Regions from separate parts of the Homo sapiens genome. Here region 2 is linked to region 1. A link is a contact called in ENCODE Hi-C or POLR2A ChIA-PET data. All regions are on one chromosome and are shown on one strand. Each heading gives the region's core, a stretch centred on a gene start or an enhancer-like site at or near the end of the contact. The rest is flanking DNA. Distances are from core to core; before and after follow the strand shown. Region 1 holds the start of CCEPR (cervical carcinoma expressed PCNA regulatory lncRNA). Region 2 overlaps BICC1 (BicC family RNA binding protein 1).

Evidence for each region. Hi-C counts contacts between places; a loop is a spot of excess contacts on that map. ChIA-PET counts read pairs that join two places held with the same protein, here RNA polymerase II (POLR2A).
Region 2: a map of Caco-2 shows a loop between it and region 1 (2.4-fold over the local background). The contact joins the enhancer-like site here to the promoter of CCEPR in region 1. A Hi-C loop is called at or near these places in 1 of 168 maps with a recorded cell type or tissue (Caco-2). POLR2A ChIA-PET finds 5 or more read pairs at or near these places in 1 of 52 experiments (SK-N-SH).

What each region holds. Positions count from the first base shown.
Region 1 is chr10:59,173,999-59,180,458 of GRCh38, reverse strand. It overlaps CCEPR (cervical carcinoma expressed PCNA regulatory lncRNA), which reads left to right and starts at 3,995. Exons shown (of 1, transcript NR_131782.1): 1 at 3,995-6,460. It overlaps PHYHIPL (phytanoyl-CoA 2-hydroxylase interacting protein like), which reads right to left and starts at 3,816. Exons shown (of 5, transcript NM_032439.4): 1 at 3,500-3,816. The coding sequence starts at 3,605.
Region 2 is chr10:58,641,392-58,648,137 of GRCh38, reverse strand. All of the region lies in intron 2 of BICC1 (BicC family RNA binding protein 1), which reads right to left. Among named protein-coding and RNA genes, the nearest start is that of BICC1, 130 kb to the right of the region's middle. Within about 2 kb of position 2,462, at least 2 of the 41 ENCODE cell types and tissues checked have a DNase peak (open chromatin) inside an H3K27ac peak, as active enhancers do.

The sequences.
Region 1 (6,460 bases), core at 2,746-5,245:
GTATTTTCTTCCTTACTATAACAAAGCTGGAGGCAGCTTAGATACATGTAAGGCAACATGTAGATAAATCTTTCCTGTTCAACGAGGAAGAAAAAGTATATATATATATATATATATATATATATATATATATATATATATATACTTTTTCTATATATATATATTATATATGTGTGTGTATGTGTGTGTGTGTGTGTGTGTATATATATGATTAAAAGACGAAAAGCACAAGTAATATAAAATTCTGTGTGTGGGGTGGGAGCTGTTTTGTCTTGTCACAGGTCAGTGAAGGTCTGAAGTATCTATCAAACTGTAAATGGGCTCCCATATTATTGTTTCCAAACAAGAAATTTTCTCTTTCATTTTATTTGAAAAGTCATAATAAAAGTACATCATGTATGCAATTTGAGTATACTTCAGCACAGCAGAGATGGAGAAACAAAAATACTCTTCTACTTGCAATAGGAATAGAAACCTCTGGATTTACAGTATATTTTCAGAGTAATACCTGGGCAAGGACCAGGTCCTGGCAAACAAAGTACACATGCCTAGGGAAGACAATCCATGAGGTAGTGTGTGTGTGTGTGTGTGTGTGTGTGTGTGTGTGTGTGTGTGTAACTGTCTTGCTTAATTGAAAAGCCAATTATATGACCATGTGGACTCTAACCCATATTCTTCAGAAACTATTAAATATTTTTAGAAACTATGAAAAAAATTGAATTATTGTTTATAATGTAATCATCAATTCATAGGAAAATAGGCAAGTGACAGACAAAAACAAAAACAAAAAAATCCAATGAAACATAAGAGAGATATACAGTTATGTTCACCAGCAGGCATAACTCTTGGTTGATACAGTATGAAAACATTATAAAATTAAAAATATCTCTGATTGGAGAACATAACTATACTTTCCCCTATTCTATTTTATTCCACTTCCAGGGAATTAATGTTTCTCTCATTTTTTTTCATCACCAAATTAACAGTAGATTAAAAGAAAGTGAGAAAAGAGCAAACAAAATAAATGTATTCTATCATAAATTATGAAATATAGCTCTTATTAGGTACTTAAACACAAAATAGATCTTCTGTCCCATATTCTGCCACATCCTTTTCTATGTTACATAGTTACAGAAGTAAAATAACGAGACTTGAGTGGAAAGAAAGTGAAAGGAGGGAAGCAAAGGGAGTAAAAAGCAACTAGCTGAAAATCTCTCAATACAAAATGATGCTAAGTAAGGTCTGTTTGACAAATTTAATGCAACATTTCATATGCTGTTCTATTAAAAACAAACGACATTATTCCCCCTAAATTATCCCTTTGAAGCCAACCAAGTTAATATTTTTGGAATTGACATGTAAGATAGGATAACAAAATAAGTTAAGCATTTAACAACATCTCTAAACAAAGTATTTCCAAATTTTATACATCTTCTAGTAGAAGAGTTAGCTCTTTGTATTTGTTGGTGTATACTATTTTATAAAATAAAACCCTATTTAATTAGTCTATGTAAATTACTTGGAAGTCTGCAAATAGTAATTTTCATAGATGTTACTTAGTGCCAGCACCCTCCCCAAAATTAAATGTTACATAATTTGTTCATTTTGTGGGATTCCTAATTTGAAAAGAAACAACTAAAAAATAATACCAGAATAAAATAGCTACTCCTCTAGGGGATCACAGTAAATACAGCATTATTTTTTGCACTCTCTTAACTCTGTGAACTTCATTAAAAAGTTTAAATTTTCCCTAATATCTTTGAAACACGTGGTAAATGCGGTTTTAAGTATTGAGATTACTGGGTTCTGAAGAGCAACAATGAATGCCTAATTCCATTGAGTACAAGAATGAGCTTTTGCTTTATCATTGCAATAAATAAAAATGAAGTCTACTTTTATTAGTCTTGTGTTTCTCTCAACCCTAAGAAAATAAAAATATTTACAACTTGCAATGGTTACATTACAAAAAGTCATTTCATAAAAGTCTAAACTAAAATCCAAATGACTTCCTATGCGTTATTAAAAATAATCTTTACAGTCTATAATCATGCAAGCTTACATATGGAATACCAAAATGATAAATGTTTTTAGATACCATAAATATGTGCACTTACTACCATGGTGACTAAAACAGTCTAAGAATAAAGGAAATACAAGCTGTCTTTGCAAACGTATTTATTTATTCATATACTACACCTGTATCAGAAATTAAAGTGGTTTTGGTTTCAAAAAGTTTGAATTCTGGTTTCAAAATTATTAAATATAAATTTATATTAATAAATATAAAATTTAGTAATAAACAAATTCGGTGCTTGCTTGATATAAACGTGCTGAATAGCAATGCGTAACCAAGTGATTACCATTTAAATGACTTTGGAAACAAGACCTCTGCTCCCTATTTGGATTAGGCTGATAAATTTTATGACCTTACTGTGAGCGTATTAGTATCTGTACATAACTTTGGTTAAAGACATGTTTTACAATCATTACCTCTATATACAGTTAAACATTAATTTCATTTACAGTCAAAAGTATTTGGGGCCCTCTTAACAACATGTGAACTGTGTTTCCTTTGTCAGATGTAGAATTTTACAATTATTCGGCCAACCAATTACTAATCAAATGATTTCTTTACAAATGAAGTTTTGTACCACATTACTAAAGTAGCAGACTCTAACTAGTCCAGCTAACCCAGAAGCACTGTAACTAACCACACCGCACACAGCACTAGCTTATGTCTTCAACGCTCAGACCTGTATTCAATCAATTTCCTTCCACAGGAGCCTGCCAACTTCAACAACAGAATAAACGATATAATATCAACACGCAATGGTACGTACTCGCCACAAAGTCTGAATCACAGCACATATATTAGGCCAATATTTTCGACAGTCTGACTCAGAGCCCAGGAACCATGAAGATTGTGTCTGTCCTTGGTGCTGAAATGCACTGTTTTTCTGCGCCCTCACTGAAAAACTGTCATCCTAATCCCAATCCAAGAGGCTAAAAAGACTTGTTAATTTGGGGAGTCTGAGGATGGGAGGTTTAAAAAAGAAAATGATAAGTTTCTGGAAGAGAATGCCAACTAGTGTGTGTGTGTTGGGGGAAGGGGGTTGCTAGAAACATCCCGAGGGCATTTCCCCTTCAGTGCCCAGAGACCCAGGAAATCCGGACTGCGGCAAAGATCGGAAACGCCTCGTCGGGGCAGGAGCCGCGAGCGGGAACGTCGCCCTCGTCCGGGCCAGGCGGGCGAAGGCGGCGAAGGGCGCCACGGTTGTGGACGGCTACTTTCCGCGCCAAGGCGCGAGCCCCGGGGTCCTTTTGTTTCTGGGGTGAGGGGAGGGCGGTGGGCGGAGGGTAACCCACATCTGCATTTATTTGCACAGAGGGGACAACAAAAGACCCTGCCGCCCTGGCGAGCGGCGTCGGCGGAGCCAGAGTGGCCCCGGCGCCTCGGCGCGAACTCTGTCCCTTTCCTCGCGGTCCCGGCCGCTCTTACCGTCCCGGTCGCACAGCTGAATGGCCTCCAGGCTGAGGTTTTTGATCACCTCCTCACAGGGGCTGGTGGGGCTGTTGAGGGCATGATCCAGGCGCGGCACCTCCATTTTTCCAACCCACTCTGAAGCCCGCCTGCTTCGTATCCAGGCTCTCTCTGCCGGCCGGGTGGGCAAGAAGAGCGGGAAAGGGAGGGGGAGTGGCAGAGGGAGGGAAGGAGGCCTGGGACGCGGTGATGCGGCGCCGAGGCTGAGGCGCGGGGCTGGAGAGCCGCCGCGAAGGCGACGGCTGTGGCAGGAGCTCCGCGGAGTGTGCGGCTCTGAGAGACCGAGCAGGACCCGGCGCGAGGATGGGAGGCGCGCGCTCCCGGCGGGGAGGGGACGCTGCTCTCGGGGAACGTGATGTATAGGGCTTCGACGCGCGCACGCGCGCGGGAGAACGCGCCCACCTGCTGGCGCGCGGTGGTCCCTCCCCCGCCCTTCTGCGCGCACGCGCCCCCACCTGCCCTCCAGCCACTGCCAAGGCAACCTCGCGCGTGAGGCGTCGGGCGACCGAGCGCGCGGGAAGGGCGAGCGCTATACGCCGCGCGGCTGCCTCGCCCTCTCTCCTGGTGATAGCCATTTGGCGTCTTCTGTCTGCTCTCGGTGCCTGGCGAAGCCCGAGTTGGCCCTGAGGCGTCTGCACGGGGAGGCGAGGGCGAGCATGTTTGTTGTTTACCAAGAATTGGAAAAATAAGGGCCCGGACTCTTCGGACTCTCTGTACGGTATTGGGGTGTGGGAGCCACCTCCTCCCCTGAAGGTCCCAGGATACTCGCTGCCCGCACCCTGCGGGCTCGGCCGGACATTCCTCGGAAACAGCTGCGTCTGTGTGAGAAATGAGCGGATTACCTGAGGCGTGGAGGGGTTTAGAGACAGCATTTTGCCAGTCCACGACACTGAAGCGGGGCAAACGTGGGAACTCCTTACTGCCAGAAAGGTGAGGGAATGAGGAGATGCAGCAAGCCTGCTGAAAAGGCGGCAGACATGCTGCGGGGCCAGCAGCCACGGGACCAGCAGCCACGCAGTCTGCCTTCGCAGCGTAGCTTCATTCATTCATGCGCGTAGCAAATAAGTATTCAATGCTCACCCTATGCCATTGTTCTGGGCGTCAATGAAGGGAGTATAAACAGCACCTGCTCCCATGGATTTGGAAGGAATCTTTGCTACAATAGCTAATGAAGATTGACTTGTGCTTCCTCAAGCTACTCTATAACTTGTATGCCCATTGATTTTAATTGCATTTAAGATTCTGCAGTGCACTTAGTGGATGTGCAAACGTTTTAAACATAAAATAGAGGTCACAGCCTATTGACCTCTGTTCCCGTTTGCTTCTTTGGAAAAGTTTTTAGTTTTGTTGCTATCTTGGGATCAAAAATAGTGTCCCCTCTTTTCTTAATGTGCTTATAAATTAATATAAGTTCCCTTTTATTGATTTTCCATTTCAAACATAAATGTTAACCAACAAGTAACAGTTTACACATAGATGTCTGTATGCTGCTCTTTCTAGTCACATCCATTTAGCTATAACATGATGAAGTCTAATTAATTGAAGCTTCAATAAATGGAAGGACCAGCTTAAAGTAAAATAAGCCTGTGAAAAATCTTGGCACAATTGAAATTTCATAAATATCTGTGAAAGATAATTAGGCATCTTAAAGTGAAAAGTCTTCATTATGAACTTATTAATGAAGATGGATGTTTTTGAAGTTTGAAAGAATTCTTGTCTTAAGGTAGGGGTGTCCCCAAGGAGAGGGTAAATTATTACCTGTCAAAGGATATGACAAGAAAGTACTTACTGGTGAATTTTCTGTGTTCGAAAGCCTGGCTCTGTAGAACTAGAAATTGGTATTGTAAGCCCAACAGTGGGTTCATTTTTTAGAGTAGTCTCAAATTTATAAATCTCAAAAAAAAGGAACTGTGTAAACTAGAATAACAATTTACTGATTTTCAAGTAAGAAATACGACATGCATTTAATTCAAACTCATGCAAATATTTATGAAGCACCTATGTCCAGGACACTGTGCTATGTGTTGAAAATTTGGAGTTCAAATTTATCAAGAAAGATATATATTGAAAAAGTAAAAGTAGGATGGGTGTTAAGAAAGAGGAAGTATGGGAGCTTGTAGAAGCACGCACGAGGTTTATAACCTAGGTTAGATGGTCAGGAAGATCTCCAAAATGATTTTATCTTAAGGGAATGAGAAATTATTAAAAAGGCTTTAAATAGGAAATTAGCATGATCAGATTTGTCGGCTAGAATATTTGTGTAATCGGAAAGGGTAATGTTTCAAGAAGTGTATTAATGTCACTTTCTGGGTATACAACTTAATCAATCCAAGGCACCTTTCTGCTGAGGATTTGGATTCTTGTATAAAAAATACAAAAGAAATATTTACTTTTTAACTTTCGATATTAAATATAGGATTTTTTAAATCGAGTTTTTAGGCTTCAAATCGAGGCATTGTCAAGACATAAAATGTAAATTTGTTTATGGTTCAACATATCAAGGCTAGGCCTGGTGGACCAAATGATAGGGTTTCTCCCATAGTAAAGACAAGGTATCTTAGTCCAGTATGAAGGATTTAGTCAGAGATTGATATAAGGAAGGTGGTGGCTATGAAGTAGGTAAAGTAGAAGAAAATCCTATTCTCTTTGGCTTGGAGAATTACGGGAAAGGGGTAGAAGAGCTCAAGAAAGACACCAGAAACATTTTTACTGTTCCCACCCTGAAGATGTAGGGTGAGGGGTTGTGGCTTTAGAAATATCCAGATTGGTGTGGGAAAACTCAAGGACAGAGAAATTACTTTCCCAATTCTCAGATATCTGGGAAGATATCAGGCTGAGCAGGAACCACATTCCAGTAACCTTGAACAGGGCGGAGACAGGGTAGGCATTGACTTTCCAGAGTGCTGTAAGTTTCTATGT
Region 2 (6,746 bases), core at 1,213-3,712, 530 kb after region 1:
CTGCTAGAAAAGCAAAGCATTTTTTTTTAAATGCAGTTGATTGTGTCATGTGTATTTCCGAAAATCTTTTCTAATTAAAGTAAGGCAAGAAACCACCAGATCAAGTTAAGACAATAACTTAGCATGTCATAAAGGTAGAAAAAAATATGTGGTTTCTGGAAAATGCATTACTAATGCAGTGTATTCTCCAACAGTTTACAACACTTACAAAATCAGTAGATGATGGACCATGCTTATCAACTTTCTCTGTAATTCTGGTCACAGCTAAACACTGAAGGAAGCTGGAGAAAAATTCAGCTAGTTTCATGTTTGCAGAGCCATGCTTCCTTTACGTGATTATACACATTTTTTTTTTTTTCTGAGAAAGCCCTCTTCAAATCCCTTAAGCACACATTCTTGCAATGGTGCAGGGTAGCTCTTTAAACCCCATCAAAAAGATTGAAAAGTAGCTATGAGCAGCCAAAGAGGGTTCTGGGATTTGGAAAAGTCTTATATTTCAATGTGCTGACAAGTGAAAAGACACAGGTTATCGTGAAGATGATGGTTTTTAGGAGTGTGGAAAAATCACCTTGGGGAAAAAAATCACTCACTCTTTGATACTGTAACCACTATGATTCATTTCTCTGGATTCCAGATAAGTAGCATTTTATGGTATTAAAATGCTTCTGAAACTCATGAATTATCTTTAAGTTCTTCCAAACTTCTGAAATAAGCTAAAGGCCAAAGATTTTTGGTTCTCCAAAGCAGCGAAGTTATTTTGACATTCATGCTCTTTCCTAAAATAATACACTTTCAATGTTTTATGAACTAAATTTCTTACAGTAGAAATTTGGAATATTCTGTTTTCAATAGTTACTATAGGCAAATAGTGAATGTTTAATGCTACTTTTCTTACTAAATAAAACAATGATATTTTTTGATGTGAGACTATAACTAAAAAGGATTTTGTAAATCTGTATTTACGAACAAGAAAAGTTGATGGTTAGAAAAAAACAGAATACAGACTAGTTTACAGAGTAAATGACAATTAAATTAAAGTGGTATATGCAGGTATATCTACCATAGGAAGATGATTAGAAAGATGCTTCCAAAATGTATAACAGTATCTTTGGGGAGAGAATTTGGCTGTTCTTTACTTCCTGCTGTGGATTTTTCTGTAATTTTTTTCTTTCTATAAGTATATACCATTTTTACTTAAAAACAGAAAGGAAAGAAAGAGAGAAAGAAGGAAAAAGGCTATGTTTCCAAATAGAATATTAACCTACGAAAAGAAATACCTTCTGTTGTATTTAAAACTAGCATGTCAACCCCCTAAAATTGACTGTAGTATTTAATTTAAAAAAAATCAGGAACAGGCAAGAAAGAAAGAACATATATCTCCCAACTACAGCACTACCTACTTGTTAACATTTTTCACAAGAATCTCCATGGCCTAAAATAAAATTGTTTCTCCCGTCATTTCGGCTATGAGTTTCCTAAGAAGTTCTATACAGGAGGCACAGAGATATCATGCTAGTCTCAATCAAAATGTTCCAGACACATGAGACTAAATATAAAGGGTTAATAGTAATAAGAGGTTATACATGCAGAAGGAAATCCATACCCTCATTTTTAGGTAATGAATATCCAAATACAATGCAGACAGCCTGCAAGACCCTAAAACCTTTTTTAAAGAATATATGATAGTCATAACTTACTAGAAAATATGGTAAAACTGTTACTATATTATGGAGACTTTTAGCCCAAACAAATAGGTCATTTACTACCACTACAAGTCAGGATAAATATTTTGCAATCTTATCCCAGCTGTGCATGCTTACTCTATGTGGAAGGAAAATTATATTTATTAGCACTTTGCCCCAATATGATCAACGCATTTAAAAGATGCTGACTTTTAAACTGTTAGCCTTCAAAATTAGTCTGCATTTCCCATCTATTAGTAAATGGCATAATACTATTCTTAGGAAAAGCTGGCCTGGACAAGTAGTGGAAAACAAAAACGAATGAACAAACAAAAAATAAGGAAATGGACAGATCTATGGTTAAACAGTTCTTCAGGAAAAAAAAAAAAAAGCATTGCAAATCTAATTGCTATTCCAGAAAAACAAGGGTTTCTTCAGTTTCTCTGGCATTGTTCCAAATTCATCCAGCAAAGTTATTTAAGTAAAGGACTGACCATAACTGCGTATGTGAGGGTTCTGTTCATTTGCCAGAGGAAAGAGAAAGATACAATAAGCATAAACTCAGCAGGAAAATTCAGTGATCAGAAAGGAGAACACCAAATAAAAAGGCAACTGCTTCTGGCAAGATGGAGTTGTTTTCTTTATATAGTTTCTATTCAACTTCAAGGCAGTTCAAATGATCTGCCCACAATCTTGGACAATGTGCCTTCGTTTAAAGTTAGTCAACTGGCCTCCTGGCGAAGAAAATTTAACTTCATGACTGCCGCAAAATGCCAATGGGACTGCTGGCAGAAGTATTCTGTATTTCGAGTTCAAATAGTAATAGGGTTTACTACACTGCGAGCCAGGATCACAAAATATAAATGGAGAAACCAGCCAGGTTAGATGCTTGGGAAATGTCTTTTGTGTTTGTTGAAGTCTGCCTAGCAACTACTGGCAATTTTTGAAAGCACGTTCATCCTGGAAAAATAAATACCTGCCAAAATGCCAATCTGGTTCTAATTGCATACCTTTTCCCTCTTTTTTTTTTTTTTTTTTTTTTTTTTTTTGAGATGGAGTCTCGCTCTGTCGCCCAGGCTGGAGCGCAGTGGCGCGATCTCGGCTCACTGCAAGCTCCGCCTCCCGGGTTCACCATTCTCCTGCCTCAGCCTCCCGAGTAGCTGGGACTACAGGCGCCCACCACCACACCCAGCTAATTTTTTGTATTTTTAATAGAGACAAAGTTTCACCGAGTTAGTCAGGATGGTCTCGATCTCCTGACCTCGTGATCCACCCACCTCGGTCTCCCAAAGTGCTGGGATTACAGGCGTGAGCCACCGCGCCTGGCCACCTTTTCCCTCTTTAAAACATATCATGAGCTTCCCTACTTTGACCTAGGGTACTACAAAGTGTAAGAAAGAGGGTGTGTATTGGTGGGGCGGGGAGTTCTTTCTGTCCATATAAAGAAAATTTTTTTTGTTTAGACACAGACTAAACCTTTTAGAATGTGAACATAATACTATTTGATGACCTTTTATTGTTATTAAGAACCGGTATTTAAAAGTAACCCCAGCTCTGACTTAAAATATATATAGGCATACTTTTGAACATAAACTTAAAAAATCAAAATGATAGGCAAAATCTATCACTGCTTTTAACTTAAATTTTTAATCAAAAAGGCACAGTAGAAATATTATGAGATTTCAAATAACTTTACATGAAAGGTTATTTTTTTCTTTTTATAAGCTTGCCCTTCCTGACAACGTTGGCCAAATTAAATTCAATTCAATTTTCGAAGCTTAAGAACATTTAAAAAGTTAAAACAAGAAAATACTTATCCTTATCTAGTTTTTTCGATCACTCTAACGTGGCCCTAGATGTACAATTCCATGGAGCCTAAAGGGAGCCAGCTGTGGAATTGCCACAAGGCACGTATAGGATACACATGCCTTAAACAAAAACCAGAGACTTCCCAGGCACGGGGACGGGTGGAGTTCTGTTTCTGTGCTGCACAGACTAACAGGAGAAAAGGATCGATTGTTTTAGGGAGTTGACTCAAAAGAGCTAAACTGTCTTCCTTACACAACTTCTGGGTCTCAGGTAGAAGAATCGGGGCCAGGCACACAGGGAGTGGTAGCCAGGCAAACCTGGCCAAGTCAGTCAAAGTCTTTGAGCCAATTTTCTTTCTCTAAAATAAGAATAAAGCCACGCGGTTTCCCTGAGAATTGAGAGATCTCTTCTGTAGCAAGTGCCCTAGTATGATGCTTAAAACATTATAGGTACTTGGGAAAGAGTAGCTATGTGTTGTAACTGGTGCTACTGTAATAATTATTAGCAATAATAATATTCTAAAGGCCAGATAACCACCTTATCTAACTCAGCTGGGAGAAATTCATGGAGGACTGACAGGTATATATCTCATCGTAGATATTCCAAAAAAATTTCTAACTTTTTTAGAACTGATTTAAGTCATATTAGCACACAATAGAAAGCAAACTATATTATTTCCTATACTGACACATAACAGGAAACAACCATATTTCAGCAGGGTAGGTGCTGTTGAGGACATATTCTGCCAGACACACACTGCAGTGTCTCATTAGGTAATTAACAGAAGCTCCTCCAAGGTTCCTGTAGCAATAAAGCCTGTGATCTTCCAGAGCCACTAATTTATTTTTAATCTCATGGACCTTGTGGTTCTCCTAAATGGTCAGGCTTCCTTTTCTGCTGTGGCCATGGAGGAAGCTCAGATCCTGTTGGTGTGTGTTGTGTACAAATCTTATTGTTCCTCCTCTCAAATTATTTTCCAACACTTATTTTCCCTTCACAACAATTTCCTCTTCTATTTATTTTTCAGTCTGTATTACTAAATGTAAATTGTTAAGCCACTTCAAACCCCTTTTTGGAACAAAGGATAAAATAATGTACTGTAAGTCCTGACCATTCTGCTATTCAGAATTCACTCTAAAAATACAAGAATTCTATCATTCAACCTAGCCCAGCCAAGCTCACATTTAGAGGTAGCTAAAAGATTTCTCTGATGGACAGGTGGTGATTGACAACTAAAGAGGAACTTTCTTCAGAGAATACCTGGGAAATTTGACAAAATTCAATGCAAAGGAAGAAGATAGCAAAGAGCTCTGTAATCAGAACAAGGCCATCAAATCACTGAATGTAGCCAAATGCTCTTGGACACATACAGCTGTCACATAAGCAAGAGTATTATCCCTCTCTTGAATGCTTCTGTCCCGATCTGAGAGTGACATCATCACAAAGCCTTCAGAGGACTAGCCAGCCACAGGGATTTCAATTCCCCAGTTTTTAAGCTGAAGGTTTAAGTAATGATTAGCTGAGAAAGCCAAAAAATACAAGATTTTATTCATTAGTGTTCAAGAGAAGAGACATCTGGTTTACAAACCTCTTTGGTAAATAACACCTTGCAGACATTAAGTTTACAAGAATAATAAAGACAGGGCCAGACGCAGTGGCTCATGCCTGTAATCCTAGCACTTTGGGAGGCCGAGGCAGGAGGATTGCTTGAGCCAAGGAGTTTGCGACTGGCCTGGGCAACAAAGACCCCATCTCTACAAAAATAGTAAAAAAAATTAGCCGAGCATGGTTGCACACACATGTAGTCCCAGCTACTCAGGAGGCTGAGTGGGGAGAATTGCCTAAGCCCAGGAGGTCAAGACTGCAGTAAGCCGTGATCACATCACTGCACTCCAACCTGGGTGGCAGAGCAAGATCCTGCCTCAATAATAATAATAATAATAATAATAATAATAATAATAATAATAATAATAATAATAAATGGTTCATATTGTCAGGAGCATATGTGTTTTTGGTGACTGGTGCAATAGAATGATGGGTTGTACAGTCAACCACACTTTCCTGGGAGACCACTGGCTGAGTGGAACAGAAAGGATGACTGCACAGCTAGACGTTGAGGGCACGGTTTTGCAAATGTTCTCAAGTCACCAGGAACTCATTACAGGAAAAGTTCCATGACATTCCAGGAATAATGCCAACCTAGAACTCATCATTCTGACCTCTTCCTCTAACCAACCAAAGTCACTCTTCCACACCCTGGAACACAACACATAGAGATTTAATAAACATTTCAGGGAAGACAAGCTAAGATCTACATAATGACAGTACTCAGTACATGAAAACACCCCCAGCCTCTTTCGGAACTCAGGAATAAGAAGCCACCATGAGTAGCTGCTGTTCATTTTCATTCACCCCGAAAGTGCAGAGCCTAACTCACACCTCACAAAATGCAGATACTTCCCTGGGCTATTTTCCAGGTATTCAGCACTTACCAATTAATTAATAATTCTAAATGCCAGCTTTAGAGTAACTATTTACTATTCACTTAAATGTGCAAAGCTGGCCTTGAAGAGACCTGGCTATTCCAGTTTTACTATAAACTTGCAGCACTGCTATTACAATTTCAAATTGTGTCTTCCCTGCAAGATATTTTGTAACTATGTTTCAATGTTAAATTATTTTCTCTGAAAACATGTGGCCATTTAGACGTCAAAATAGCAACGTTAGGTACATTCATACTGCTGTGATTCACATTCCAACACAATGTGAATCACAATGTGAATTCCTAACACAATGTGAATCCCAACAATGCTAACACCACTAGACTGTATACTTAAAAATGGTTAAAATGGTAACTTTTATGTGTGTTTTACCACAATTTCTTGAAAAAAGAATCTCTCAAAAGAGGTTTTATCTATATAACCACATTGTTAACCCCACAGCCAACTCATTCTCCATTACAAAGTACAGAGGCTATAAAGTTTCCTAAAATACAAATGATAACCTTCGCTGTATTATTAGAACTTAAAATTACAAATGATTAATCTCTCTAAGACTAGTCAATACTCGAATAGCCAAGGGTATGAAGGCACCACCATACCATTTCTACTGAGCTATTTTCATTGCTTGAAATGTATTTGGTAATAGTGTTTGTTCCAGGAAAGCAAAAAAAAAAAGGAAAGAAAAAAAAGAAGTCAACCTAGATGGCGCCAAATCATCTCCTAACCTCAGGAAGACAAACATCTGCCTCTGAAT